Regions from separate parts of the Homo sapiens genome. Here regions 1, 3, 4 and 5 are each linked to region 2. A link is a loop called in an ENCODE intact Hi-C map of the cell type or tissue named here. Cell type or tissue: chondrocyte. All regions are shown on one strand. Links, peaks and the distances in the headings refer to the core of each region. The heading gives the core; the rest is flanking DNA. Region 1 overlaps ATP10A (ATPase phospholipid transporting 10A (putative)). Region 2 holds the start of LOC124903568 (a long non-coding RNA gene). Region 3 overlaps LINC02250 (long intergenic non-protein coding RNA 2250). Region 4 overlaps LINC02346 (long intergenic non-protein coding RNA 2346). Region 5 overlaps LINC02346 (long intergenic non-protein coding RNA 2346).

Region 1 (5,846 bases), core at 380-5,379, 570 kb before region 2:
TTAGCAAATGTTTCTTGAGCTTCCCCTTGTGCAAGGTGCCACACTGGGCACTGTGAAGACACAAAGGTGAGTCAAACATGAACACCATTTTCAATTTTCTGGAGGAAGAAAAAATGTGCGAGTAACGTAACACGGAGATTCCAGTCAGATGACGGCGGGGGGAGTAAGGCAAGTGTCAAGGACCAGCCGTGACGGAACTACTGTGCATCTAGCTTGGGACCCTCCATCTGAGGGTGGAACATCAGCTAAAACTATTAATGAGCTCTGCACAGGCCTGACATGTAGCACATGCCCAACAGATCATTACTGATCGAACCACTGAGTCAGCAAATGAATCAACCAGCGAGTAAGTGGTATCAACATCCTGGTTTTTAGAACTTCGGATAAATTGTTCCCTAAAATCTCCACCAACCCAAAAATGTTGTGATTCATACTTAATCAAATGTTGGAAACTGTTGTAATACTAAATCCAAAAGCAGCACATTTTTAGTTAAGTCATTTGTTCAATGTCTGACTCCCAGACCGAGAGTGAACACAGTGGCAGAGGAAAGATGCAGAGGTGAACTTCCATGTGAGTGAGGATGGCTACATTCCACCTGTACAGTGACGCCAGGCTCCACCTACATCAAAGGCATTTTTTCAAATGGTATTGCTCCGTGTTCACGGACAGTAAAAAGTGCCTGCTGGGACCGAGCCATCGAAAGCCAGACAGAAGGCGATGACTCACCTTGCCTCTCTCTGAACCACTTATTTCACAAAAATAGACTTGTGACATGGGAAGACATGCTTATTGCACACTGCTTCATAAACAGGAAGAATGGCATTCCTCCTTACCTTCCACTAGTGGCTTAGCAGCTGTATTGAGCATCAGCTATATTAAGGGCAAACCCTTTAGCCTCGTTCAGTAGAGCCCAGAGGAAGTCGGGGACAGCCCACAGGGTGACAGGACAAGAGGTCAGTAGGGCCAATTGGTCACACAGAATAGCCTGATTGGTCTTTACCTGCATACCCTCCTGGCCGGAGATTCCCACACCCACATCTGCCACCTGGATCATGCTGACATCATTGGCTCCATCACCTAGAAACAGCACAGGCAAGAAGAATTGTTTGATTCTAGAAACAGCACAGAATCAAATCAATGTGCTAGATTTTCTTGGGAGTCCCCGCTGAACTCAGTCCTGTGAAAGCGTCCTGGGGAAGATGGGGGAAAAAGGAGTAGAGCATCCACCCTGGGAGAATAGAGTTAAGCATTCAGAATAAGCTAGCGACACCAGGAGATGTTTCGGAAAGCGGGCTGGAGCTGAGCCACCTGGTACATGGCGCCTGCTCTGCAGTGCCGCTCTTACACCAGTAAAACCCTCATCCTGCTGTCTGGCACAAGGAAAGATGCTATCATCATCTTCATCATCATTAGTTACTGAGCCACTCCAGCCAAGCAGCCAAGGCTACTCCCAGCCACACTTCCCGGGCAGTTTCTAAACTAAGGGAAGGAGGTTAAATTCAGCCCAGCACGTTGTGGAGCTCTTTTTTTTGCATATGGATTGCCACAGTATTAGCCATTGTGCTCACTTTGGGGCCCTCTAGGGGTGCAATAAAGGAGAACTTCTCTTCATTCTGTCAATTTGTTGATAGAAAATGTTTAGGAACACAGAGCATGGTCAGATATCTGGACACCTTCGGGGAAAGGACAGCAGAGTCATAAAGTTGTTATCACTCCGTGACGGTCACCATTCTTGGAACTGGGCAGCAGAAGAGCCCAAATCAGGGCATACATCCCAAGTTGCACAAATGAGAAAAGGTGCAGATACACAAAGTTAGAATGACTTGTAGTGTGACTACAGGATGTCTCTTCCCTGTGATTTTCCTGTTCTTTATAATGTTGAGACCAATATTAACTGATCAGTTAATATATATCAAATTGGAATTCTCTGAAGCAATAAAAATCTGTACAGCTTTCCCCAGAATGTCCCATTTAAAATGAGATACGGTAAAACATGAGATATGGTATGCAACGATGCTCTCTACATTATAAACCACTGGGCACTAGGAGTAGGTCACATTGATGCTTTAACGCATTCTTTCTTTCTTTCTTTTTCTTTTGAGACAGGGTCTCACTCTGTCACCCAGGCTAGGTGGGAGTGCAGTGGCATGATCATGGCTCACTGCAGCCTCAACCTCCTGGGCTCAAGTGATCCTCCCACTTCAGCCTCCTGAGTAGGTAGGACTACAGGTACATGCCACCACACCCAGCCAGGTTTTGCATTTTTAGTACAGATGGGGTTTCGCCCACCATGTTGCCCCAGCAGTTTTTTTTTTCTTTTTTTGAGACAGGGTCTCTCACTCTATTGCCTAGGCTGGAGTGTAGTGGTGTGATCACGGTTCACTGCAGCCTTGACCTCCTGGGCTCAGGTGAGCCTCCCACCTCAGCCTCTCAAGTAGCTGAGACTGCAGGTGTGTGCCACCACACACAGCTAATTTTTTTTATTTTTTGTAGAGATGGGGACTCACTATGTTGCCCAGGCTGGTCTCAAACTCCCGGGCTCAAGTGATCTTCCTGCCTTGGCCTCCCAAACTGTTGAGATGACTGGTGTGAACCACGTGCCCAGCCATGTGCTGATGTTCTTATGGGTCATTACTTTCCCGTTTTCTTTTGAGATTCCATTCTGTGTTTCCTTTTCTTTTTAATCTGCCAAGGATTTCCTTCCACTTCTTCAGGAATACCAGACACCAGTGGCTACGCGGCTGAGGCAGGCACTGGCCAGGCCAGGGAAACATCATTCACGTCTTACTGTGTACTGTGGCCTTTCAGGGCTGACGTTGTCCTCGTGCTCCCAGGGAAGGACGCTGACGCTCAGAGGAGGAGGCTGGGACAGGGGTGGTGCAGGTCAGCCTGAAGACCGTTTCCAGCTCCTCAGGGAAACCTGAGGGCCACCCCAGGCACATGAAGGCAAAGATGGCCTCAGGACAGGCCATGGCTGTTAGGTTCCCCGGGCCTCCTGAACACGTGCCCTGTGCCCACTCTCCTTAGCGGTTACTGGCCTCAGGGTGTGTAGGGCAGGGTCCCCATGACGACCGTGTTCAGGCCAGTGCTCGCTCTCCTCACTGCCACTGTAACCCAGGCTCAACAGCGGTCTCCTCTGGCCAGGTGAGGTGCCCACTGTGAACAGGCAGCAATCTCCATGTCAACAAGCAGGGGCTGTCACAGACCTTTTGCAGAAAATACTGCCAACACTGGCTGATTGATTGGCGAGGGTACTTGATTTCTGATCCAGTTCTCACCTAGGAGTAGATTCTATTTACAGGGAGGCCCAATTGTTGGCATGTGGGGGTCACGGCCACTGCTTCCTTCCTGGCCCTCACCAGGAGGTGGTGCTGCTGAGCCCCTGAACCTGTGCTAGAGACTCTGCCTGCACTAGAAGTGGGCAGAGAGGATGTCCTGGAAGGAGGCGAGTGGCCACCATCCCCTCCCTGGAGAGGAGCAGACAGGGCTCTCCAGGCCAACAGTGTCTGCCAGGAAAAACCACCATGAGAAACACAGTCCTTAAATAACTGGTGTAAAACTGAGCAGTGATGCGTATCTGATGATGGACTTATTTACTCAGAAGCCTGTCCCAGAACCATCAGCACAGCTGACAGGAGGCAGTGGGAATTCTGGTCACCAAGCCTCTGGGCCCTTAGGGCGTTACAAAGCCTTGGACACCCGGAGGCTCATGGTGACCAGAAGCAGCTGCAAAGGACCTTCTAAGTTGGCCTGGGCTAAGGCTGAGTGTGTAGTGCCCTCTGCTGTGGCCAGGACAGACTGGGACAGGCAGGTCTCTTGTGTGCTGTCTCCTGAGAAACAGGGTAAGCTCCATCTTGTTGCCGTAAAGCAGCACCGGATTACTGACCTTGCAGCATGAACCTGTAACTCTGCTACTCTCTTTTGTGGCTTTCCAATGTAAACTTTACCTTCGGAACATGTTGCCTGCTCTATCACACTGGGTGTGATTTTACACACAGAAAGAAAGGTGAGGAAGTGTTTTCCCATCTCGTGGTGTAGCATGGAAGGGTAGAGGAAGTTTGGGTCCAGCTGGGAGGAGGCCGTCTGGCCAGCTGGGATACTTGCCTATGGCCAGGGTCATGGCCTTGAGCTTGCTCCGCACCAGCTTCACCACCATGCTCTTCTGCAGAGGCGTCGACCGACAGCAGAGGACGGAGCGGCACTGCTTGGCAAGGAAGAGGAATTTGTCCTCCAGGTTTTTCTCGAGAGCGTAGGCCAGGCTTCTCCCATCGATCACGAGGCTGGGTCTGCGGCCAGAGGCAGTGGACGTGGAGGGTGGGCAGAGAGAGGAGAACCTCATGCTCACTTTGCCCTTGGTCTTCTCAGGGGCTCTCTGGAGGCCTCTGGACTGCACGTAGCATAGGCACTGGTCTAGCAGGGCTGCACACGCCTCCTGAAAGGGACATGAGAGGACAGCGCAGTTCCCTCAGAGTCATGCCACAAACATCCCCGCCCTGGCTCAACACCTCTGGAGCTGACATCCTTCCGGGCTCCAGGCTGCAGTACCCGCCTGCCCAGAGGCCACCCTCCAGAAACTGTGAAGTTCAGCCGGAGAGGATGACTTTCCCCAGAGAAGAGACTGAATTGGTGGCCAGGCACCGTGGGTGGCTCACTCCTGTAATCCCAGCACTTTGGGAGGCCGAGGCGGGTGGATCACGAGGTCAGGAGATCAAGACCATCCTGGCTAACACGGTGAAACCCCGTCTCTACTAAAAATACAAAAAAATTAGCCAGGCGTGGTGGTGGGTGCCTGTAGTCCCAGCTACTCGGGAGGCTGAGGCAGGAGAATGGCATGAACCTGGGAGGCGGAGCTTGCAGTGAGCCAAGATCATGCCACTGCACTCCAGCCTAGGCGACAGAGCGAGACTCTGTCTCAAAAAAAAGAGACTGAACTGGTCTAGGTTTCTCTAAGATCTTACTTGATCACCCATGATACAGTGCAGAGGTTGGAATGGACCATCTTCACTTTGGGAGGCCATACTGTATTATTGTGAAATTGCTGGATAGTTAGACTGAAGGCCCTCCATGTACTTCTTGATAGTTCTCAGAGGCCCTTACCTAACCCCCCAAGGACTAACTGCAGGACACAAAGCTCTGCAAAAGGCTTTGTTATGATTAGCCCCTAAAGAAATGCAATTTTCAGTATCCTCCCTAAGTTCTCCAATTCTGCCAGGAAAAGAAAAAAAAAAAAGCACAATTACGGAGGCTTTTAATAGGCAAAACTTGATCTGGATTCCAGAGAAAGGAGGAAAACCTACGGTGGTAGCAGCACTAGGGATCAGGGGCAGGAGCTGGAGGCACAGGAGGGACCACCGTCTCCAGGAACAAACACGCTCCGGGGAGCCTGGGCAGCTCCTGATCCTCCGCAGACCGTGAGTCTGCTGGGTCAGTGACCAGTGCCCTGCAACACACCACGGAAATCCAGCTGTGTTCAACACACGCTTACTGAGGATCCTTTGTATTCAGAAAATGAAGCCAGACTAGAGAAAAGAAGACTGAAAAGACACAGTTACTGCCGTAGGGGGAACAGACAGCTGATGCACACACACTCATGGCTGCAGCAAATCACCAACCAGGATGTGCGAAAGTGTGGAGATGGATAGGAGAGGGAGAGCTTTGCTTCCAGGGCATGGGGTGGGATATGGCAGTAACTGGGGAAGGCCTTGAGGAGAATGCAGGATGCCATCACAGGAACTCCATGAGCTCCCTGGACTCCCACAGCAGTGGAGACTCCTCCTTCATCCCGTTGCTCCCACTGACTTCAGGCGGCACTTGGGCAGGACGCATAGGCTCATTACTGCAGAGC
Region 2 (5,846 bases), core at 540-5,539:
TTTTGGCTGACCTTTCTGGTAGCAGCAGCAACACATTTAAATAATGTCTTCAGTAAATGGTTTATAGTGAATGATAGGTCCATTTCTTGGATCCTAGCTGAAAGTTCATAAAGCTCAGAATCTTACGAAAATAGCTTAAGCTTCTTTTTCTTTTTCTAGATGTGTTATTTTGCTCTTGCTCACATTATTTTTCATCTGCCACTTTCCTGCAGCATTGCTAAATTACTTCCCAGATTCTATTTAATCACTGGCTATACCTGAAACTACTCTATGTGTGCAGTATCAGAAATAGACCTGCTAAATATGAGACTTTGCTCTTTCCAAATTAGAGAATGACTTAATATTTGTACATTTAGCTATGAGTGAGGGTTGGAACATCGTTAGAATGCAGGTGTACCCTGATTCTCAAGCTCATAATGATTGTGCAAAATGTTGAAAGTACCAGCAATTTTCCAGAACGGATTTCTGGCCATGTCTACATTAGAGGCATATTATTATATTTTACTCAATATGCATGAAGTCAATGGATAGAAGGAAGTTGCAGAAAGGAGAGATGCCAAATTCACCTATTTATTAGAGTTGATTTTGTAATCAACACTGGGGGGAAGATTTTTCCATATATATATGTGTGTGTGTGTGTTTGTGTGTATAATCTTCCACTTTTTTTTTTTTTTTGAGATGGAGTCTCACTCTGTCACCCAGGCTGGAGTGCAGTGGTATGATCTCGGCTCACTGCAAGCTCCGCCTCCTGGGTTCATGCCATTCTCCTGCCTCAGCCTCCTGAGTAGCTGGGACTACAGGCGCCCACCACCACGCCTGGCTAATTTTTGGTATTTTTAGTAGAGATGGGGTTTCACCATGTTAGCCAGGATGGTCTCGATCTCCTGACCTCATGATCCGCCCATCTCGGCCTCACAAAGTGCTGGGAGTACAGGCGTGAGCCACCATGCCCAGCCTTCCACTTTTAAATTTAAGTCAATGGATTAATTCAACAAACACTAATTGAGCATCTACTCTGTGCCATGTGCATACTGGGGATGGTGCAAAACAATCAAGGCAGCAGAACTCCTTCTCCCAGAGCTTGCCCGATGCTTCACATCCTTGGAGCTGAGGGCTGCCTGAAGATTCTTGATCTGGTTGGGCATCTTCCCTGAGCAAGCCAGAGAGAGCTGAATTTATCCAACCTGTGCACATCATAAGTAGGGGAATCTCAAATTTGTTTCTTAATTAATTGATTAATTGTTTAATTGATACATTGTTATTGTACATATTTATGGGCTCTAATTTGATGTTCCAATACATATATACGTTGTATAAGGATTAAATCAGAGTATTTAGCATGTCCATCGCTTCATGCATTTGTCCTTTTTTTTTTTTTTTTTTTTTTTTTGAGACAGAGTCTCACTCCGTCACCAGGCTGGAGTGCTGTGGCGTGATCTCAGCTCACTGAAACCTCTGACTCCCTGGTTCAAACGATTCTCCTGCCTCAGCCTGCTGAGTAGCTGGGATTACAGGCATGTGCCACCACACCCAGCTAATTTTTGTGTTTTTAGTAGAGACGAGGTTTCACCGTGTTAGCCAGGATGGTCTCGATCTCCTGACCTCGTGATCCACCCACCTTGGCCTCCCAAAGTGCTGGGATTACAGGCGTGAGCCACGGCGCCCGGCCTGCATTTGTCATTTCTTGGTGGTGGGAACATTCAAAAGTCTCTCTTCAGCTATTTTGTAATCTATGGTATCTTACTGTTAATCATTCTCATCCAACTATGCAATAAGATACCAGAACTTCTTCCTCCTAACTGTAACTTTGTATCCATTTGTCAACCTCTCTCTGTCCTCCCCATCCCCCTTCCCAGTCACAGAAAGACAAATACTGCAGGATCTCACTTATATGTAGAATCTAAAAAAAAAAAAATTCTTAAAGTTGATATCCTAGAAGCAAAGAGTAGAACAATGGTGATCAAATTTCTGATCTATAACCTTGAACACTAGTACCATTCTGTTAAAGTACTTATTTCTAGTTTATCTAGTTTAGATTTTTAATTTGTTTTTGTTTTTGTCTTACTGTCAGTCACTACTTGCCTCACTTTTTACATTGAAATAGCCCCCTTGGGTAGTCATTAACTGCATATTTAGATGTGCCATGTCTGTTGGGTGTGAGCCTGCTGATCTGGTATTTTAAATTCTTAAATTTCATGCCAGACACGACAGACTTGAAGGGAAGCAAGTGATTACCATGGCATTCAAAGATAGAACTCTGAATGCCACCAGCAGAATGTCACCACTTGCAGTCATAGCTGAAAGCAATTGGGTAGAGCACATTTTTCTTCAGGATTTAAGAATGTAAAATATAACTGTATTTTTGATCTTTAAATTAAACCTGATGCATTCCAGGCATTAAAAACAACCACGACAACTCTATTTCTCAACCCCTCTAGAACAGGCTTTCACAAGATGGAACTAAGTCTCGGGTCTGTTGTGTGTTCATCTTGAGACCACCACTCCACTCTTTCCCTCAGGCCCAGTGGCGTGGCTTGAGACTGGATCCACAAAACGGATTAGAGATTGCAAAGTGAGCAGAGTGGTTAGCAGAAGGCAGGTTGTCATCATGGAGCTTCACCAGGACCAAGCTGGGGTCCAGAAACATCCTAGTACTGACTTGGTCATGATAGACAGTGCATCTAGACAAGCTCTGGCTCCCAGCGCCAGGCAGGATCCCAAGTGTTGGGCGAAGTCAATGGGGGGGCCCAGCCCCACTGTGTAGGCACCCAGAGGTGGTATCGCCCATGCAACATCTGGGACCCACTGATACCAAAGCGTTATTGCTACTTATCTTGAATTCAGATTCAATTGGGCATCCCATATTTTATCTGGCAACCCTATGAGAGGGCACTTCCCAGGAGCAGCAGAAGTGAGGTCCAGAAAAGCTGCCTGAGAGCATGCGTTCCACCACGGGCAGCAAGGGCAGTGGCCTCAGAGACCAACTGCTGCAGGAAGGGAAATGGTCCAAAGAGAAGGGGCCTCCTTGGCTGCCAAACGTGGTGGGCACAGAGAGAGCCTCTATTTGTCTTCCCTGAAACACGCAACTTCCCATAAGAAGGCCAGGAGGACCCCCTCCTCCTGAACACCAGAGCTGTCTTCAAGTGCAGTTCTTCTCTGGGGAAGAGCCTTGGGCTCCCCCTGGAGGTCACGAAGCGCAACAGGCCTTGTGTTGGGCAGAGCATCGCTGTCCTTCACCTCCTACGGAGAAAGAGGGGTTTCAGGGAGTAATGACCAGCACCCCCACCCCCGCCCTGCAATGACTGCTAAAGAGGTCTCCAAATAGTCCAAGTGAGAAAACAGCCAGGGTGGGGCAGGGCGAGCATGGGTTGTTTACGGCCGTTTCCACGCTGACTGGTCATCGCTTTGTGGATACTCGTGCTCATGTCCCTGGTTAAATTGTTATATACTACCCCTGGTTATAAAAGCTCGCGCTATAAAAGTGATGGGGACAGGCTGGCAGCGGGGCTGCAGAAAGCTGGAGGACTTTTGCTCCCCAAAAAGCTTGTAGCAGAGCCAGTGCATATACCTGTGAAGACCTTGTTACCGTGCATTGTAATCACTATTGCCATGCTCATGACATTTGTTTACCATGAGGTTCCTGAAGTCAAGAATGCTCCCATCACCTCTAGGGTCTGGTACACAGTAGTTACTTGAAAACAGAATCAGTGAATGATGGAAGGCTGTGTAGTTAGATAATGTCTTGAAAAATGATTAGCTAGTGTATTTTCAATTTACAGTAAAGCAGGTCACCCTGCAGCCTCCCACCCACCATATCAACAGCATTTATCACTTCTAAGAGAGGGCAGATACCACCTATAGAAACAAAAAATCCATTGCTCAATTTTTAGTTTCAATCACCCTTTTCAGAGGCCATAATGGCAAAATCCTGGCCTTCATGTGTCCAGAGCCAAATTTGGAGATCTGAGAAGAGAGCTTTGCTATGACCCATGAGTATAACAGATCCAGGCTATGAGAGGAATGCCGAGCTGGCGGGGACGGTGGTGTGAGATGTCACACGAGGAGGGAGGTGCAGACACAGTGGGCCTGTGCAGAGATGAAAACATCAGTCAGGCTCTGGGGAATCTGAGAACTCTGGGGCTGGTGCTAGCTCCTCTAGGTTCAGCATGACCCACAGCTAAGCAGAGGAGCGGAAGGATGGTTATGGAGAGTGGAAGTCCTAGACAAGAATGAACAGTTTACAGCCACTTGTAGAACTGTCTGTCTCTTTCCAGTATCTGAACTTTGACGATCTCAAAGGGCATCTCTGGGAATTTTTGAGTGTCAGCGTGCCACTCAAAGGGTGGCGGGAGGGGCACCTAGCAGTCAGTGCAGCAAGGCAGACAGGACCCGCATGCCAGCACCCTGCCTGTCTGATGACACTGATTCCGAAAGGTAAGTGCATAATTTCCTGTGGCTGCTGTACACATTATAACCAACTGGATGGCTTCAAACAACACATATTTATTCTCTCACAGTTCAGGAGGTCGTAAGTCCAAAATCAAGGTGGTGTCAGGGTTGGCTCCTTCTGGAGGCTCTGCAGGACAATCAGTTCCATGCCTCTTTGCTGGCATCCGCTGGCTGCTGGCAGTCCTTGGACACCCCTGGCTGTCGACGTGGCATTCTTACCTCTGTCTCTGTTACTGTGTTCACACAGCCTTCTCTGTGTGTCTCTCAAACCTCCGTATCCTTTTACAAAGACACCACAGGATTTAGAATGTACTCTAAATCCAAGATGATTTCATCTTGAGATAAATACATCTTAAATAATTACATCTGCAAGGCTCTATTCCAATAAAGTCACATTTTGAGGTTCTGGGAAAACATGAACTTGCGGGGACACTATTCCATTTACTTCAGTGGGATTAAGGTTCAGCATCAATTGTTGGGAAAAGACAAAGGCTCGATAGTAGGGAAATAGCTAATGTAATAAAATGAAACAGCACATCAAAATAACTCTTACACTGGGCTGGAAATATTCTTGCAATCGTGTTCTATATTGTTTGCTTTCTAGTCATAATTATACTCTGAATTTTAAGTTCATTTATAGGCATTGTATCATTAGTAGTTTTTAGGACTAATGACATTATTGTAGAGAAATAAGAGAAATTGCAAAGATAAAGTGTGTATTTGAATCATGAAAATTCAATACACGTATGGATTGCAATGGGAATTCACCTTCCATTAGTTGTCTATTCTTAAAAGCAGTGGGTGTGGAATAGGTTGAAAGTTGACGTATGTGTATAGGAAAGGAAGTCAGCACAGAAGCCTTCGGGTCAGGGCCTGTGGAGGAATCACCCACAGATTCCCCAAGGGCGTCGTTGATGGGGCCCGAAGTGTTCTCCCTAAGGCTGTCTTCTCTAAGCTGTAATTCAGGGTCCTGCTGCTTGAGGCTGCTGAAGCACTGTCACTTTGGGAGTCCCTCTGCAGACTCCCACAGCAGGATGGAGGGGCAGTGTCTGGTGGGAGGGAGAGGTGGATGGTACCAGCTGGCCCTGACGTCCTCCAGGGCATGGTTTACACTTAGGAGCAGAACCCTTCATACAAGAAGACTTGGGTCAACCTTTTTCTGTCTGTGGTGTGTCTAGAACTCGCTGCCTTATCCTGATGTATTCATCCAATCAGTTTTAAGTTGATGATGGAGATGTTGACCCACAGCTGATATTGATGACTCCTTTCCTCTAGCCCTCGTATATCTGCAGGTCTCTCAGATGAAGACAGATGGAGATCAATGCACAAGTTACAACATTAGAAAGGGGGTGGAGACCTGAAAGGAGGTGGAGGTGCCAAATGAGGGCTTTAGAAAG
Region 3 (5,846 bases), core at 529-5,528, 750 kb before region 2:
CTATCAGGGGATGAATTATAATGTAACATACTAATAATACTAAAAAGGCAAAGGGAGGTAAGGTTTTAAGAGATTCACTATGAACTTTGACCTCAAGTCTATGGAATCCTCTTTTAGCTCATACCTCATTGTAGATTTTTTTAAAAACTGCAGTGAATTATGTTTTTTTCTATTAAAATTGCCTATAAGTTGACAGTGAGTTTATCAGAAGTCTGTCTTTTCCCATTTTGACAAGGTCTAGTGACAACTGGTAAGAACTTAGAAGTATAGTCAGCACCAGCTACTTTCAACTAACTACAGGAGGGATAACTCTGCATTGCTGTTGGTTGATACATAAGCTGAGACATGAATGATATTCACTGCATAACTGGCAATGTGGACACTAATGGGACCCTTCCCACAGGTCATGCCCGCTGTTGAGTGCACTGTATAGATGATCACATTTATTCCCCAGTGCAACTCATGGGACAGGGATTATCATCCCTATATTCAGGGAGGAAATTGAGACTCAAGAGAGGCTCAAGTAGCAGAACCAGGCTTGGATCCAGAGACTCTGACCCCAAAGCCGTGACTTATGGTGGGGAGCTCTGTTTCTTCCCAGAGGTTCTAGTGAGCAGCCTGAGGTAGTGATTTCCTCCTATGGTGACTGAGAGCTCCTACTTTATGGCATCAGATCAGGGAGGGACTCCAGCTTGATCTGGCAGCTGCAGCTGTAGACATTATTCCTGCCCTCGTGAAACATAAAGACTTGTTAGTCTAATGGTAGAGATACGACATCAGTGTAACATAATAGATACTTATTAATCAGTTGCTGTTATTCCAAACACAACATTGCTTTGTTATACTATATGTAGTCGCTTCTTCTGTATGTCTATAAATCAAATATATTTCCTTGCATCCTGAGAGGTAACAACCTAGATAAATACTTTATTTATTTATAATCCATCCACCTATTCATCTATCCAACACATATTTGGTGATTTTGATTACATTCCAGGTGCCTTTGCTAAGGATGGAAGGACATACAAAGATGTGAAAATCCAGGCACAGGCTCTTCCTCCGAGGTGGCTCAGTCTAGCAGGGGGAGACCCTCTCTGTACATAACTCTGAGGAAAGTGCGCTGGAAGAGCAGGGGTTTAGCAGAGAATGTGTTCTCACGGCAGGGGGTCACAGAAGTATTGATGAGTGAGCAGGACTTGGAAAGGGCAGATGGGCTGGTAGTAAGGACATTGCAGATGAGCAAAGGGACACTCCTGGGGAGTCTTGAGTGTGGGGGGGACTTGAGGATGTTCATGGAGGGGAAAAGCTGGGCAAGGCTGAAGAGTAGGGCAGGGCAGGGCACGGAGGGCTTGGCCCCTGGATTGGCAGCTAAGACTGAATTCAGTAGGCAGTGGGGCCATCAAAGCTTCGAGAGCTGGGGAAAGCCATGACATGGGTTTAGTGGGAAACACATATTACTTAAAGTCAGGCAGATCCTGGCTGGAATCCTGGCTCCATCTTTTTAGCTGTGTCTGCTTGGTCAGTTGCTCTCAGCCTGAGTTCCCATGTCAGTCACCTGAAGGAAATGGGCCTGCTTTGTGGTCTCATTTAGAGGTCTTGCTCAATCATGTGTGTAGAGTGCCCATGGGGCCTGGCCAGTGAGTCCTCCGAGGCACCTCAGGCTGAACCACGGGTGGCAATAGAAATGGTATGAAAAGATGGACAGCTCTCAGAGACAAGGAAGAATGACTAGAACTCGGAACCTGACAGGAGGTGTCCTTGTCCGGTGAGGGGGCTGCAGAGTGAGATGTGACCATTCTGGGCTACCTTCCCGGCAGTTCCCTGCCCAGGCATGTGGTCGCTGTGGGGCCCTGAGCCTGGGACAGTCCTTTTTTGGGGTCAGGCTTTTCTTTGGGTTATTCCTTTCAAGCCATAGTAAAACCTAGTAGTCTCTGTTTTCACACAAGTTTCTGACATCTGATGCCAGATTTACAACCTGAAGTGGCCAAAGATTTTAGGTTTTCCTTGGGGCTTAAATCAATGGTGTTGCTTGGCTTCCTCCTGTGCAGTAGGTTGGCCAAGAAAACCACCCTTTGTTCTGTCTTGAAGGGAAGGCATGCTGCTGTGTGGCTCTTGACATTTACCTTATCCCGGAGCTGAGCTTTGTCTATGGCTGTGCAGGTGGGGCGGGAATGGGAAAGACAGTCCTCTGGCACGCTTTCCACATTTGGATGGAAGACCCAGCTTCAGCTTCAAACACTTTTATTCCTGATGGCATTGTTTACAAACATGCTAGAAAAACAGAATTAGGGAACAAAATTATCTCATGATTGCTGAACTATGATGAGATTGATGCTTTTAAGCACTTCCCCTAGGGAAACCAGGCAGGAATCTTTCAAGGGGAAAATGTATCATAAGGGAAGACAATTAAAAGTTAAAACTGGCTAATGAAACTGATAAAGGGAGAATTGTTTTAATTATCGATGCTCGTCTTAAATAAATTGTATGATTTCCCAGAATAACACATCCATCATCATCAAGTATGAGGACATGACCCGATCCTGGGGTCTCACAAGGGGCTTTTGGGTGTCTCTGAGAGGACCATGATGAAGACTCAATGACATTCATGCTTCTGAACCCTGAATCCACTTCAAGATGCCATGTAAATGCTGTGCATCTTCACCAGCAGATGTCACTGTTTACATATAAAATGCAAACAGCCCCCAAAGCTTCCCCCCACCCCCACCTTTATTCTAAAGCAACACACACTTGTCCATGTTTTTTCATAAAGCCTTATTTATCATGTGGTCATTTTTGTTCTGGAAAATAATGATATTGTTTATCCCTTTAAATAGCTGTACATGTAAAGGGAACTGGTTTATGAGAGATACCCATTTCACATACTAAGCTATGCAATGACACCTCTTTTAAAAGATAATTGTTGAACACTTACTATTTGCCTGAAACCAGCTTCCCATGATGAAAGGTATCCAAAAACAGCTAAAGAGCTGTCCTTCTTTAAGGGTCTTAAAACCTCTTTTGAGAGATGACAAATAATAAAGCAACTTACAATGTTGGAAGTTAAATACTAAAACTAAAAATGAGTGTCATATTGTTTCAGGGAGATGAAGGTCTGTGGGGGCTGGAGCAGATGGAAGGCTTTAGGGAAGGAAGCCCCAAGATAATGAGGGTGAATTCATCTGGTTGAGAGTGGAAAGGTACTGTGGGTTTTTGGTTTTTTTTGTTTGTTTGTTTTGCTTTATGTGTTTTGGGGTACTTTTGCTGAGAGAATAAAGAGCAATTATGTTTGGAGGATCTATTTGTTGGAGTCATGAAGAGCAAAATGGAGGAGGACAATGTTATTACAAAATCCAGCTGCGAGAACAGCGACTCCTGCAATGGTAACTAGAAATAAGATCAGATTGGGAGGCATAAGGAAGGAAGACAAGACCGCCATGCCAGCTTATTGACAGGTACAGTCACTATGTCTTCTTGTCTTCTCAGTCCAAAATCAAAATACAAGCATTGACACATGGTCAGACACTAAAACAGAAGGTTTGAAATCAGGGCTGTTTCCAGAAACTCCAGGACATATGGATGCTGCAAATATACGGAGGAGAGAGTGACTCTCATGAACATGTAGGGTATCAATGGTGCTGCCACTGAGAGAAATGGAAGACCTGGGGAGGAAGGTTGGCTTGGACAGAAAGATGTTTTTAGTCTGATCCATGTGGTTGAAACTGATGTGGGCCACAGCATGATCTAGCAAGGCTGGAAGCTATTCAGGAGCCACTGACCTAGAAGTGGAAACGACAATAGGGAGGGGAGAGAGAAGGGCCAGGGTGTAGTCGTCAAGGTTTGTGTTTTAAGGAGCCAGCTCATTTTATTAAATTGCATACATCAATAAGTAATATCCAGGAAAGAAGAGAACTAGAAACCTCTCCCTGGTGTGGTGTACTATTAAGCATGCAAGTTTCTGCTGACTTTGCATCCTCTCTGCCTTCACATCATGGGAATTCGTGACCAGAAGCCTTCAGCCTGCACCCCTCCACCCATCCCAGGGTTTCACCATAATTACTCGGGACTCTCAAACATCTGTGCATCAATCAGCTGCCCATCATACTTGCTCACCCCTTCCAGTCTCTGGGAAAGCAACTTATTATCCAATGTGGAAGGTCTTGTTCTTGATAAGGTTCACTTTTTGAATCCTATGAGGGAGGGAGGGAAACGTGGCTGGAAGTTCAAAGCAGCCAGAGCCATTTCCAAAACACATTCTCCTTCATTTTCCGCTGACTCACTGTGGGATCTTGACAAACTCCTAACTAGAGCTGTGCCTTAGTTTGCTCAACTATAGAATCGGAAAAATGACGCATTCTTCTTAGAGTTACCTCTCAGATTGTGCTTCTGATGCATGTCAAGCCCAGTGGGGGCACACCGTTAGTAATGAGACATCTTAGCACCAATATGTGCTTTTCACATTGGGCAGGTGTCAGGAGAGGCCTGGGGTCATAGGACCAGACTGCAAACAACACAATCCCAGAATAAATCCTATTAATTTGGCATAATTGATGAAAATGAAGATTAGATATTTGACCAGAGATGAGAAATTCATGGGCATGAATGCTGCAGCTCTGATTACTTTGCATGTGAATGTGTGGTAAGAGGCAACATTTCTTTTGTTTAAAACCCTGTGCACCTAATTCACATTCAGAGAAAGGTTGTAGAATCATTCAGGCTCATTGAAAACAAGGAACCAGGATGCCAGCAAGGCCAATGTTGTTGTGAGAATGTTGAGCTATTAATTATAAAATAGCAAAACAGGGTGATTTTATTTATAGCAAACTGTTGCTAGGCAGATAATAAAGACCCCTTTCAGAGCTTGCATTTATATATACATATATATATATATATATATATGTATTTTTTTCTCACAAAAAAGTGCTAGCTTGTGTAATGATTTTTCAGATGAAATGAAAGCAGGACGAGGCTGTCAGCCCTGAATACTTGTGACTTTTAGACTAAAGTCCTTGGCATCAGCCAGCACTGCAGGATGGAGCAGGTGAGGTTCAGCAACCCTGTGAAGGGAGGCTAGGGTATTACCCGCACCCTTTAACAGCAGACTGAGTATATAAACTCTCACTAGACTGGAAGTGAGTGAGCAGCCCCAGGAAAGCCCAGATGAGCTATTGTGCCTTCCTTGGCTTCCCTACCTTCTGTTGTGCCAGGAAGGGTCGGGGAGCCTGTCTGTGGCCTTACTCAGTCAGATATCCCTTCCCTGGCCCCTCTAGAGATGGTTGCTACCTCCTTTTAGGAAGTGTGTGGGAAGGGGCCAATTTGCAAAGGTTCACTTGTGCTCAGTCCCTGCTAAGATGATCAAGCTCTTTTCAAAACTCAGGGGTTGGGCTTTTGCAGTTTCTGGATAGAAGAGGCCCTTAAATATTTGTGGAATTCATGAATGACTTCATGCATGCATTTGGTCCTGTATTTTGGTCCAAGTAGAAGATATGGTAGGTAGAAAAATACCACCTCCCCCGACAAAGACATTTCTATCCCAATCCCTGGAACCTGTACATGCTACTTGATTTGGAAAAAGGGTCTTTATAGATGTGATTAAGTTAAGGATCTTGAGATGGGGAGATCATGCCGCATTATCTGGTAGATCCTAAATGCAATCACATGTATCCCTTTAAGAAAGAAACAGACATTTAACTACATACAGAAGAGGAGAAGGTGATGTAAAGGTAGAGGCAGAGTGCTATAGACTGAATGTTTGTGCACCCTTCCCCACCCACCCAACCCTGCAAATTCATATATTGAAACCTAACCCTAATGTGATGGTTTTAGGAGGTGGGGCTTTTGGGAAGTGA
Region 4 (5,846 bases), core at 349-5,348, 220 kb before region 2:
ACCACGCCTGGCCTACGCCCCTGCCCCATTCCTAACTCCTCGAACTCTCTGTACAATTATATTTGCTATTCCCACTTGCTTCCCTTGTTCATCATTTCTCTCCTTTCTATACCCTTATCACTTTCCATCTGTTTTCAAAACAAGCAAAGGTGCTCCCAGGTGTCATCACCTAGGACTTCTAATTAAGTGCCCTTTGAGGAATTAATACGATGAGTTGTAGGAGTTAATATGATGATCTGTACAGAGCTCCGTGGTTGTCTATTTTCCTGGTCCCCATCTCTGCAGTAGATCATTACAGAAATAGGCTTCAAACCACTGGGCGAACTATGGCATTAGTCAGGGGCAAGGCTAAGTGGCTGCAAGAAAGAGAATAACATTTCATACCTTAAGTACAAAGAAGTCTGTTTTTTTCTCACGTAGAAACCAGGAAATATAAACAGTTGTCACTAAGTATCTTTGGAGGATTAGTCCGAGGACCTCCCTCAAATACCAAAATCCAGGGATGCTCAATTCCGTGGTACAAAATGAAGTAGCGTTTGCATATAACCAAGGTACGCCCCCTCCCCGTATACTTTAAATCATCTATAGATTATATATACCACCTAATGCAAAGTAAATGCCATGTAAATAGTTGTTATGCTGTATTGTTTAGGGAATAATGACAAGAAAAAGATCTTGTATATGTTTAGTACAGGTGCATTTTTGTTTAATATTTTCAATCCAAGGTTAGTTGAATTCACAGATATGGAACCTCCAGACACGGAGGGCTGACTAAAGAAGCTCTTGGTTCCATGTGGCCATTCGAGGAGCAAGGCTCCTTTTCTCTTGTTTTCATGCCATCTGGAACTTTCTCTGTATGTGTCTGGTGAAGTGGGACTCCCGATGTGCCTGTGCCCCCGCTCTTGGGAGGGGCACAGCATGGAGAAGACTATGATGCTATCTGGCTTTTGCTTTGCATTGCTTTGTCTTTCTGTAAATGCAAATGAGAATATTGCTTTCTAATTAGAAAATGCAGATTGCTCTTAGTTCCATTTAATGTGCTTTGAATTCTGGCCCAATATTGTATAGTTGACCCTTGAACAATGCATGGGTTAAAGGTGCCGAACCCATAATAGTCAGAAATCCACAGGAAACTTTTGACACTCCAAAAAACTAACCACTGATAGCCTAATGTTGACAGAAAGCCTTATCAATCACATAAACAGTTGATTACCACATCTTTTATATGTTATATGTATTATGTACTAAATTCTTACAATAAAGTAAGAGAAAATGTTATTAAGAAAATCATAAGAGAAAATGTATTTCCTATTCATTACATGGAAGTGGATCTTCATAGAAGTTTTCATCCTCATGATCTTCACATTGAGTAGGCTGAGGAGGAAGAAGATGAGGGCTTGGCCTTGCTGCCTCAAGGGTGGCAGAGGCGAAAGGTGGAGGAGGTAGAAAGGGAGGCAGGAAGGACTTATTAAGTATGAATGGACTCTCTCAGTCCAAAACCATGTTGCTCAAAGGTCAACTGTAGATGAGAAAAATTGCTCCCAGGCTGATTTCCAATGTCTAGTAAGCGCGTGTCTACCATTGTGCTTCCAGAGGGAGATGAAATAAGAGCATATTCTTTGGGTTATCTGGAAAAACCTAATGCTCAGAATGCACCACCACCAAGCTCTATTTGCTTCCCTCTACCACCATCTGGAGCAGCCTGACTACTTACGGGAATTGCACCTCTCAAATATAATTTCCTGCATGGACTTCTGCCTTCAGTCCAGAGGTGGAAAATTGCAGGAAACATTGCCTTCACGCTGTCGCAGAGGAAAAACTCTGATAAGTTGTAGTATCATGGTGGTGGTGGTTGTTTTAAGCACACCAGAGAGCTGAGGACATAAAGAAATCTAAGCTAATTAATTTCTAGAAAGGTATACGATTTTTCCAGGTGAAAACAGACCCAGGAATGCTTTTATCCCTGGGGACAAAGTGAAATGAAGAGCAAACTTGCAACAGGATGACGGTTAGGACAGAAAAGCCAACATTTTAGCAAATGTTTAACATCCATGCATGATTTGTCATGATGGATTAGAAACCCAAGCAGTATTTACATAACAGTAGACATATATATCCATGGAACAAGACAGAGAGCCCATAAATAGATCCACACATAAATGGCCAATTGATTTGCAACAAAGCTATGAAAGCAATTCAATGAGGAAAAGAGCTTCTTTTCTATAAATGATGCTAGAACATTTGGATGTGTGTGTATGTGTGTATATATATATATATATATATACACACACACATATACATATATATGTGATATAAGATGCATTATGTTTATAAATAAAGATAAAACTATAAAGTCTTAAGGAAAATATAAAATATCTGCATATGCTTGGGAAAGATTTCTAAGACATGACACAAAATGCATTAACCATTTAAATAGATGATAAATTGAACATGATCACAATTAAAAATTTCTGCTTATGCAAAGCCACCACTTAAAAAAATGGAAGGACAAGTCATGTTTTGGGAGAAAATAGTCACTTCCTAAAAATCATGTTAGTGCCTAGTCTCAGGGCAAAAATGCTTTAAATTGCATGTTTCATTCTATTGCCTTCCAAATGCTAGTTCCATGATAAATCCTCATACTCATTTGTGGCAGCCTGAGTTGGAGAGCAGATGACCCTATTAGAACAACTGACAGCCTTTCCAATCCATACAATGTCTCAGTTTTTCTTCCATGTTGTTAAAAATAATCTCATAAACCAGAAAATCCAGCAGGGGGGTGTAGAATTCCAGTTTCTAGGACATTACACATTTATTTGGAAAATGAGTTTTTTCTTTATTGCTACAATTCAGGAATCCTGCTCAATATTGACCACAGAATAGACAGAACTTCTTAAATGCGTCTGTGACTGAGCAGTGATTAAGCAGCTTCTTTCTCTGAGCTGGTCAGTTTCTTTTCTGAGTTACTGTTAACAAGGGTGTTCTTGTGGCTGCTTTGTAAGCAAACATTGGTCAGACTGAAATTGATTTGAAACATTCACACCACTTGAATGAGTAACCAATATTATTACTAATGTTGATAAAAATAATTGAATGCAACTCTATTTTTATAAGCAGAAATTCTTTTCAAGGGGGAAAGTCTATTTTCTCTAAATTATTCAGAAATACCAAGGTGTTATGGACACATATTATATACTTAATAAGAAATACTAAGTATGTGTCTGTACCCTTATAAAATTAAATAAACATATGTAAAATGCTTCCAAAAAATATTTACAAAAGAGAGCATCAAATATCCTTCAGAAATACACACAATTTTCATAATAAAAGCAAGTTAGAACATTATGAGGCAATGTGGCCATATTGTTCAGAAACCAGACTGCCTATTTTTATTTTAAATTTATTTATTTATTTATTTTGAGTCAAAGTCTTGCTCTGTCACCCACTCTGGAGTGCAGTGGCGTGATCTTGGCTCACTGCAACCTCCATCTCCTGGGTTCAAGTGATTCTCCTGCCTCAGCCTCCCACATAGCTGGGACTACAGGTGTGCGCCACTTCGCCTGGTTAATTGTTTTTGTAGAGATGTGGTCTTGCTGTGTTGCCCACTCCAAGCCTTATGCTATCCTCCTGCTTTGGCCTCCCAAAGTGCTGGGATTGCAGACATAAGCCGCCATCCCTGGCCCAAACTGCCCATTTCAGAGAAATCCCTTCCTTCTTTGCCATCAGATCTGTTATATTTCTTTTTAGTCATTTATACTTCTGGATCAACAGAACTTAACTTTATGGACTTTCAACAAGAGCTGGAAAAATAATACAGGAAGCTGAACCAAGAGACAAAGTTACACGCACCTCAAGCACATGCCTGGAACCATAAGGTGCATCTTAGTCGCCCTGTGTTTGTGGTTCACACCTCTTTCCCTCTCTCTTCAAAACACACGTGTGCAAGAAGAGCAATGATGAGCTCATGGAAGAGGCAGTTGCTGCCCTATCTTTGGAATCAAAAGGCCTCCCTCAGGCTTTGCTGGGCCACTTTCCCGCCCCTGTAACCAACTGCAATCAGGCTTCCTGCACTCACTTCCCACCTCTGCCATCTGCCTGCCAGGGAGAGGGGATGTGCCTGGCCTCACATGGGAAGAAGGAAGAGGCATCTGCAGCGGAGAGGCATTTGCAAACAGACCCAGAGAGCAGGATTTGCGGACAGGAGGCCTGTGGTGAGGAAGAATCCTCCTGCCAGGCCCACAAGGCTGAGGCAGTCGGCCGCTTAAAACCCAGCTCCCCTAGACTTGAGTCAGGGTTAGGAGGGATCCTGATTCCTTGGACATCTTTAGGAGAAACATGGTATTTTTATGCTGCATTGAAACAAATAAATCTCTGTATGCCTTACAATTAATGAAGCAGATTTAAAGCATTTTCAATAGCTAGTATCACATTTTCAACTACTTTTCCCTTCGGTCCCTGGGCTGCGGCTGGGATGTGCCCTGACCTCTGTCATTCTGCCCCTTGTTTATTCCACTGTCTCCTGTAAAACTCCTAAAGGGTCTTATATGAAGGTGGGGTTTTTTTTGTTTTTTTTTTAAAACGAATTTTCGCTCTGTAGTCCAGGCTGGAGTGCGGTGGCTCAATCTCAGCTCACTGCAACCTCCGCCTCCCAGGTTTCAGCCTCCAGAGTAGCTGGGAATACAGGTGTGTTGCTTCCACACCCAGCTAATTTTTGTATTTTTAGTAGATACAGGGTTTCCCCATGTTGCCTGGGCTGATCTCGAACTCCTGGTCTCAAGTGATCCGCCTGCCTCAGCTTCCCAAAGTGCTGGGATTACAGGTGTGAGCCACTGTGCCTGGCCAGAAAGTTATTAAAACTTCTCCACATCTTGCTTTCCTCGCCTGTGAGCAACACCTTTTCATCTCACAGGGTGTGTGAGCTTCATGAGAGCGTCTTAATGGGAAGCCAGTACAGGGATGGCAGCAGGTTAATTGTGGTAATGATGAGGTCAGTTTCCCTCCTTCTGCAGGAGTCTCCTTGCAGGGGGAACATGCCTGTTCAAAGAAAGCCTTTATTTTGCTTTTTAAAAAAAAAATTATAAATTTTTTTTAATTTTTAATTTTTGTGGGCACATAGTAGGTGAATATTTATGGGGTACATGAAATATTCTGATACAGGCATGCAATGCATAATAATCACATCATGAGAAATGGTGTGTCTATCTCCTCAAGCATTTATCTCTTGTGTTGCAAACAATCCAATTATATACTCTTATAGTTATTTCAAAATGAACAATTAAATTATTAATGACTGCAGTCACCCTGTTGTGCTGTCAAATACTAGACATTATTTATACTTTCTATTTTTTGTACCCATTAACCATCCCTACCTCCCCACCAACCCTCACTCCCCTTCCCAGACTCTGGTAAACATCCTTCTATTCTCTATGCCCATGAATTCAATTGTTTTGATGTTTAGATCCCACAAATAAGTGAGAACATGTGATGTTTGTCTTTCTGTGTCTGGCTTATTTCACTTAACATAATGACCCCCATTTCCATCCATGTTTTTGCAAATGACAGGATCTCATTTTTTATGGCTGAATAGTACTCCATTGTGTATATGTACTATATTTTTTGTTAATTCATTCATCTGTTGATGAACACTTAGGTTGCTTCCAAGTCTTGGCTACTGTGAATAGTGCTGCAATAAGCATGAGAGTGCAGATATCTCTTTGATATAAGGATTTTCTTTCTTTTGGGTATATATCTAGCAGTGAGATTGCTAGGTTGTAAGGTAGCTCTATTTTTAGTTTTTTGAGGAACCTCTAAACTGTTCTCCGTAGTGGTTGTACTAATTTACATTC
Region 5 (5,846 bases), core at 565-5,564, 310 kb before region 2:
GCCAGGCTTCATCTCTCACTGGTACTCGCTGCCCAACGTTGCCGTACCTAGCCTGGGCACTCCAGCAGCCCAGAGGAAGCAGAGGAAAAGAGAGGAAGCAACAAAGAGAGGGAAACCCGCTATCGTAGCCAATGACCCCTCCAAGAGGGAAAGGCAGTCCACACAGAGGACCCTGCCTCTGATGAAGCCCAGCAGCAGCCAGTGGCACGGAGTGCGGGGCCCAGTGAGCCGGGACCCACCACGCCGGGACCCACCCTGAACCTGCGCTGGCCAGCCAGCGCTGCCCGGATCTCCTGCCCTTCCCTCGCCCTCCACACCTCCCCGCCAGCAGAGGGAGCCCACTCGGGCCTCCGCCAGCCCCAGAGAGGGGCCCCCAAAGCGCAGCTGTGGGCTGAAGGGCTCCTCCAGCGTGGCCAGGAGGCCGAGCAGACGCCCAGAGCAAGCGAGGACTGTTAGCAGGTTGTCATCTCTCAAGAGCTAAGAACAAAAATGAGATAACCTGTGTGGGCTGGCCTCTCTTGTGGGAGCTTTCCCAAGCCAGGCTAGAGTCTCTGGGATGTGGATCCATGTGGAGGGAGAAGGACTTTTACCCCTTCTCATCTGAGAGGACCTTCCTTCTGAGTTTTTTTTTTTTTCCTGAGGGTGTTTATTTCTCAAGACCATGGACCCCATTCAGTCCTCATTGCGCTGTGGTGGTCTGTGTCCCACGCCTTCCGAGCGGCCTCAGATGCCAGAATGTGAAGTCAACACAACCAGAGCAGTTGTCCTGGGAGAGTTAAGGGTCTGCTCTCAATCACGGTGGGGCAGGAGGTAAACTTTCAGGCGGTTTTTTTTTTTTTTTTTGAGACGGAGTCTTGCTCTGTCGCCCAGGCTGGAGTGCGGTGGAGCCATCTTGGCTCACTGCAAGCTCCGCCTCCTGGGTTCAGGACTTTCAGACGGTTTTTTTTTTTTTTTTTTTTTTTTTGAGACGGAGTCTCGCTCTGTCGCTCAGCCTGGAGTGCAGTGGTGCGATCTCGGCTCACTGCAAGCTCGGTTTCAGGCGGTTTTTATAGGCAAACTCCTGTGTTTGCTTTTTCTTCCCTTTCTTTGCTGTTCCTAAGCGGGTTCCTCAACTTGGGAGAGAATGTGAAGGTTGGGGAGGGGGTGTAGTTTGCTGTTTGGGAATGATTCTGCTATATGGGCCTTTCAGCTCATGTCAGGTGGAGAGAAAGCCAGCTCTGAAATTTCCAGGCAGGAGCTACAGGCTTCTGCACAGGTGAGGGGAGATGCTGGTCGGTCCCAGGAGCAGCTGTGGCCTGCAGTTTCTATATCCCCAAGGTGGTGGGAGGGCCTGAGAGGGAATGGGCCTGAAGGAGCTGGAGGCCAGGCCCAGGGATCCTGCAGGCTTGTCCCACGTGATGGGACACCTGGCCTGGCATAGCCCTGTGTGAGCAGTGGGCGGAGGGCAGGGCAGTTCTCAAAATCAGAGACTGAACCTCCTTCCTGTCAGTAGAGATTGGGACGTCTATTCATTTTGTGGAAAATACTTAGAGAAAAATTAAAGGATGGCAGGCTCTGTCATGAGTGTCCCACCTGTGCTGCTGCACAGAGCTCAGCCCTCAGAGGGTTCCTGCTGTGTTCAATCCTCTCCTGTTGGTGTCTTAAATTTCACAATGACTTTCGCAAAGTGTCTCTGCGTTTCCACTTTGCACAGGCCCTGTAGATCCTGCAGCCGGGTCTGCTGGCTTGCTATTTCTTGCATAGTTGAGTCTGGTTTCAGGCAACGCTTGGCACCTGGCAACTATGTATTGACCACGACTGTGGCTCCTGCACAGGCCCTTTGCTGACAGTCTCTTTGGCCTTCCCACTCTGCGGGGAAACTGAGGCTGAGAGTGGGGAAGGCTTGACCAGTGAGGCCCACTCCTCCATGGTGACCCGAAAGCTCGTTCTCTCCTTGCAGAGCTGAGCCTGAGCATCCTCACATTTGCCTGCATTTGTTCCAGGGCCTTTCCCTGGGAGTTTCCAAGCTCCAGGTGGGCAGGAGGCCATGGGCGGGGCCTTTCTGCACAAACGTCTTTTCTTTTTAGTGTCTGCCCTTAAAGGGAGGCGGCTAACAATCTCCGCTCCTCACCTCCTCACCAGATCCCCGGCTCCATGCTGTCGCTTCCTGGGAGAGGCTCAGGCCAGGACACAGAACCCACACCCCACGGCCCGGACCGCGCAGAGCGTCCCCTCCACATAGGAGCGCCCCTTCTAGGAGGGCTGCCGCCCTCCTGCCCAAGCCCTCCAAGACAGGAAGGAAGCAGAACCTACAGAGGATCAGACAACAGGCTCAGGACAGGAAGTGCCGGGTCGGATGCTTCCTCCAGCCCGTGTATCCTGAGACCAGTGCCATGTGGGGCCGCCAGAGTCCTGCCTGGTGCCCAGCACTCCTCTTCCTGGAAACGCATCCCTGTTTAGCGTAGCAAAAATGGGGAGCTAGTAAACCTCGTGTCATGGGCTATGAATGGAGACATAAAACACTGAAAATTCTACTACTGCGAAAGTGAAACAGTCTTGCTCCAAATATGGCCTTGACTAAATTAATTATTAAAATATAAAGGGAAACAACTTCCTTTCACATACTTGGTTGAGAAAGCAACTAAAAAATTTATTTCTTCTCCCATGAGAAACACTACCTTTTAAGATAAAATTTATTTTCTGTATATTTGCATTAAGAGAAAATATGAAAATATTTAATTGACATTTTTTATTAAAAGACTATCAGCATTGAAAGACAAATTTCACAGGAAAAGCATTGAATCATTAAGTTTTGTAGTCACAAAGGTAAGTATAATTTGCTTAATGCTGCCCTCAGTTTACAATGGGTCTTTAGTATTTTCTAAGCTATAATGTGAGTTTGCCAAAATATAGCATTGGTTTGCTACATAGAATTTGCTCAGTGATAAAACACAAAGGAGTTACTTATGTTAAAATGTAAATAATAAATTTATGCAAAATTTCTGAAAGTATACATTGTAAAGACAATAAATCTTTCCATTAAATTAGTGGGAAAGGAGCTCAAAACCCAGCCGGGTGATTCATTATTTTAATGACTTCCTGCTTTATTGCAAAACCTCTCTGTTCATTCGGTGTTGGCAGTTTGAGCCCCTGTTAAGGATTTAGGCTCACAATGGAGCTTCTATAAATTTCCAGATCTCTGTCATGCTGGCATGTAGGTCATTCTCCTTTTGGAATGATGAGGAGGCTGGAAAGCGGTTGCTCCAAGGGAAGGGGGAATTTTTCAAACCCGAGCTGTCCAAGCTCAGCATGAATTGGAGTGGGCTGCTGACTCAGGGGCTAACAGAGGCAGCCAGGAAACATGCAAATGTGCAATCCCTTCTGCCAGGTCTGTCCCAGCAGGTGTCACTAAAAGGCAGCCCTGTGTGCTTCTGTCACTGTGGCAGCCTTGACAAGGAAGGTGGAAGGGAAAAGAGACCCAGTGCTGAACTCCAAGCAGAGATGGGGCTTTTCTCTCTGCATTTTTCCCCTCCCCTCCCAGCCTGCATTTCCAATAACATATTGATTTACATTTGTATTATGAAACAAAAATGGTTGTAAGCAGCTGTTCTTTCCTTTTACACACAATGCTAGCTCCTATTTACATTCCTAACTGAACAATGTCTAAAGAGGTACTTAAACTGACATGAATCACAGATGATCTTATGACCAAATGCTTAGTGCAAAAAAACACTTCAAATTGCAAGAGGAGTCCCTCTAAATATAGAAAGGACCAGTATTTTAAGAGATATGTTAACTAAAATGTGGCGATGTAAGGAGTAGAGCAGGAAGAACCTTTAGGTCCAAAACTTACAAGTCAATTTCATAGTTTCCATGGTCCTCCCTCTGGCATCTGTTTTCTGTACAATGGAGGTAACAATAGTAGCTATTCCAGAGCAGGAAAAGGCTTAGAGCAGTGCTAGAATACTGTCGTGGCTATATAAAGTTTAGCCATTTGTGTATCATAACAAATCTACAGTGTATTTTTTTATTGGTAGTCAATAATAGATTTCTTTTGGAGAAGTAGCAGCCTCCTGTCTGGGGACACCTGCAGTTCCCACTAAGTGAACACTGGTGTCTGCTAACTTTTGCCCCTATTTCTGTCAATAATTACTGTCAAGCTGTTCCTTGATTTAGCAATTTTATTTACTTTCTTTTTTTTTCTTTCCCTTTTCCTGAGACAGAGTCCCGCTCTGTCGCCCAGTATGGAGTGCAGCAGCGCCATCACAGCTCACTGCCACCTTGACCCCCGGGCCCTCGGGCTCAAGCAATCCTCCTACATCAGCCTTCAGAGTATCTGGGATACCCGTGCGGCCCACTATGCCTGGTTAATCTTTGTGGTTTTCGTTTTGTTTTTCCATTCCGGGTCTTGACTGGGAGTGTTGGCTCACGCCTGCAATCCCAGCACTTTGGGAGGCTGAGGCAGGCGGAGCACGGAGACCAGCCCAAACAGTATAGAGAAACCCCATCTCCACCAAAAAAAAATAAAATAAAAATACAAAATTAGCCGGGCATGGTGGCTCACGCCTGGAATCCCAGCCACTTGGGAGGCTGAGGCACGAGGATCACTTAAACCCGGGAGGCAGAGGTTGTGGCGAGCTGAGATCGTGCCACTGCAACAAGAGATCCAGCCTGGGCGACAACAGTGAAACTCTGTCTCAAAAATAAATAAATAAATGAAAAGAAACAGACCAGGTTTCACCAAGTTGCCCAGGCCAGTCTGAAACTCCCAAGCTCAAGCGATCCGCCATTCTCGGCTGTCCAAAGTCCTGGGATTACACTGTGAAGGTTAATTTTATATGCCAACTTGACTAGGCCACAGGGTGCTCAGATTAAACATAGTTTCTGGGTGTGTTTGTGAGTGTTTCCAGATGACATTAGCTTTTGAGTCAGTGAATTCAGTAACATAGATGGCCCCATGGAGATGGGCATCATCCAACTTGGTGAGGGCTTGAGTAGAACAAAAGGAGGAAGGGGGAATTTGCCCCCTTTCTTTCTACCTCTTTGGGTGTGCTGGGACATCCCATCTTATCTTCTCCTCCCCTGGGACTGGGATGTACACCATCAGCTCTCCTGGTTCTCAGGCCTTCTGACTTGGACAGAATTAAATCACCAGTTTTCCTGAGTCTTCCAGCTTCCAGATGGCAGCTTCTTTGCCTTCATAATCATGTAAGCCAGGACCCCATAATAAATCTCTTTTTAAGAAAATGTGGCACATATACACAATGGAATACTATACAGCCATAAAAAGGAACTAAATGATGTCCTTTTCAGCAACATGGATGCAGTTGGAGGTCATGATCCTAAGCAAACTAACACAGAGACAGAAAACCAAATACTGCATGTTCTCACTTATAAGTGGGAGCTAATAATTAAGTCCTAATTCCTAGAACCTGTAGATATTACCTCATTTGGAAAAAGCATATTTTCAGGTATGATTAAGTTAAAGATCTTGAGGAGAGATTATCCTGGATTGTCTCCGTGGGCATTAAATCCTGGCACATATATCCTTATAAGAGGGAGATAAAGGAGATTTAACTTCAGACAGAAGAGGAGGAGGCCCTGTGACCAAGAAGGCAGAGCCTGGAGTGGTGGAGCTGCAAGACAATGAATGCCAGCAGCCATCAGAAGCTGAGGAAGTCAGAGGATGGATTTTCCCCTCAGCCTCTGAGAGCATTGGCTCTGCTGATACTTAGATTTCAGGCCAGTGATACTAATTTTGGACTTCTGGAATCCAAACCTGTGAGAAAATATAAATTTCTGTTGTTTTGAGTCATGAAATTTTTGGTAATTTGCTATAACAGCCACAGGAAACTAATATACATGTT

Evidence for each region. A loop is a pair of places that touch in the nucleus more often than their neighbours do. Peaks named below come from ENCODE experiments on the same cell type or tissue, not always from the same donor. Only the 100,000 strongest peaks of a DNase experiment are listed, where the experiment ranks them.
Region 1: a loop joins it to region 2, with 4 times the contacts of the local background. A loop is called at or near these places in 2 of 110 quality-filtered maps.
Region 3: a loop joins it to region 2, with 10 times the contacts of the local background. A loop is called at or near these places in 33 of 110 quality-filtered maps.
Region 4: it touches region 2 in a loop (4-fold over the local background); 7 of 110 quality-filtered maps call a loop at or near these places.
Region 5: it touches region 2 in a loop (4-fold over the local background); 5 of 110 quality-filtered maps call a loop at or near these places.

Annotation. Positions count from the first base shown.
Region 1 is chr15:25,690,714-25,696,559 of GRCh38, forward strand. It overlaps ATP10A (ATPase phospholipid transporting 10A (putative)), which reads right to left. Exons shown (of 21, transcript NM_024490.4): 14 at 4,106-4,433; 15 at 1,002-1,078. Among named protein-coding and RNA genes, the nearest start is that of LINC02250, 110 kb to the left of the region's middle. RefSeq lists an enhancer at 4,467-4,967. In chondrocyte, for the core only: CTCF peaks have their summits at 1,603, 1,803, 3,348 (motif pointing right) and 3,548; a DNase peak (open chromatin) is centred at 4,288.
Region 2 is chr15:26,257,542-26,263,387 of GRCh38, forward strand. LOC124903568 (a long non-coding RNA gene) reads left to right here and starts at 4,131. Exons shown (of 2, transcript XR_007064787.1): 1 at 4,131-4,434. RefSeq lists an enhancer at 2,827-3,326. In chondrocyte, for the core only: CTCF peaks have their summits at 3,182 (motif pointing left) and 3,383; no DNase peak of the experiment used is centred there.
Region 3 is chr15:25,505,936-25,511,781 of GRCh38, forward strand. LINC02250 (long intergenic non-protein coding RNA 2250) reads right to left here. Exons shown (of 5, transcript NR_187215.1): 3 at 2,124-2,271. Among named protein-coding and RNA genes, the nearest start is that of UBE3A, 70 kb to the left of the region's middle. In chondrocyte, for the core only: a CTCF peak has its summit at 2,655 (motif pointing right); no DNase peak of the experiment used is centred there.
Region 4 is chr15:26,034,792-26,040,637 of GRCh38, forward strand. All of the region lies in intron 2 of LINC02346 (long intergenic non-protein coding RNA 2346), which reads left to right. Among named protein-coding and RNA genes, the nearest start is that of TRE-TTC2-2, 45 kb to the right of the region's middle. In chondrocyte, for the core only: CTCF peaks have their summits at 2,778 and 2,979; no DNase peak of the experiment used is centred there.
Region 5 is chr15:25,944,241-25,950,086 of GRCh38, forward strand. All of the region lies in intron 1 of LINC02346 (long intergenic non-protein coding RNA 2346), which reads left to right. Among named protein-coding and RNA genes, the nearest start is that of LINC02346, 45 kb to the left of the region's middle. In chondrocyte, for the core only: a CTCF peak has its summit at 3,386 (motif pointing right); no DNase peak of the experiment used is centred there.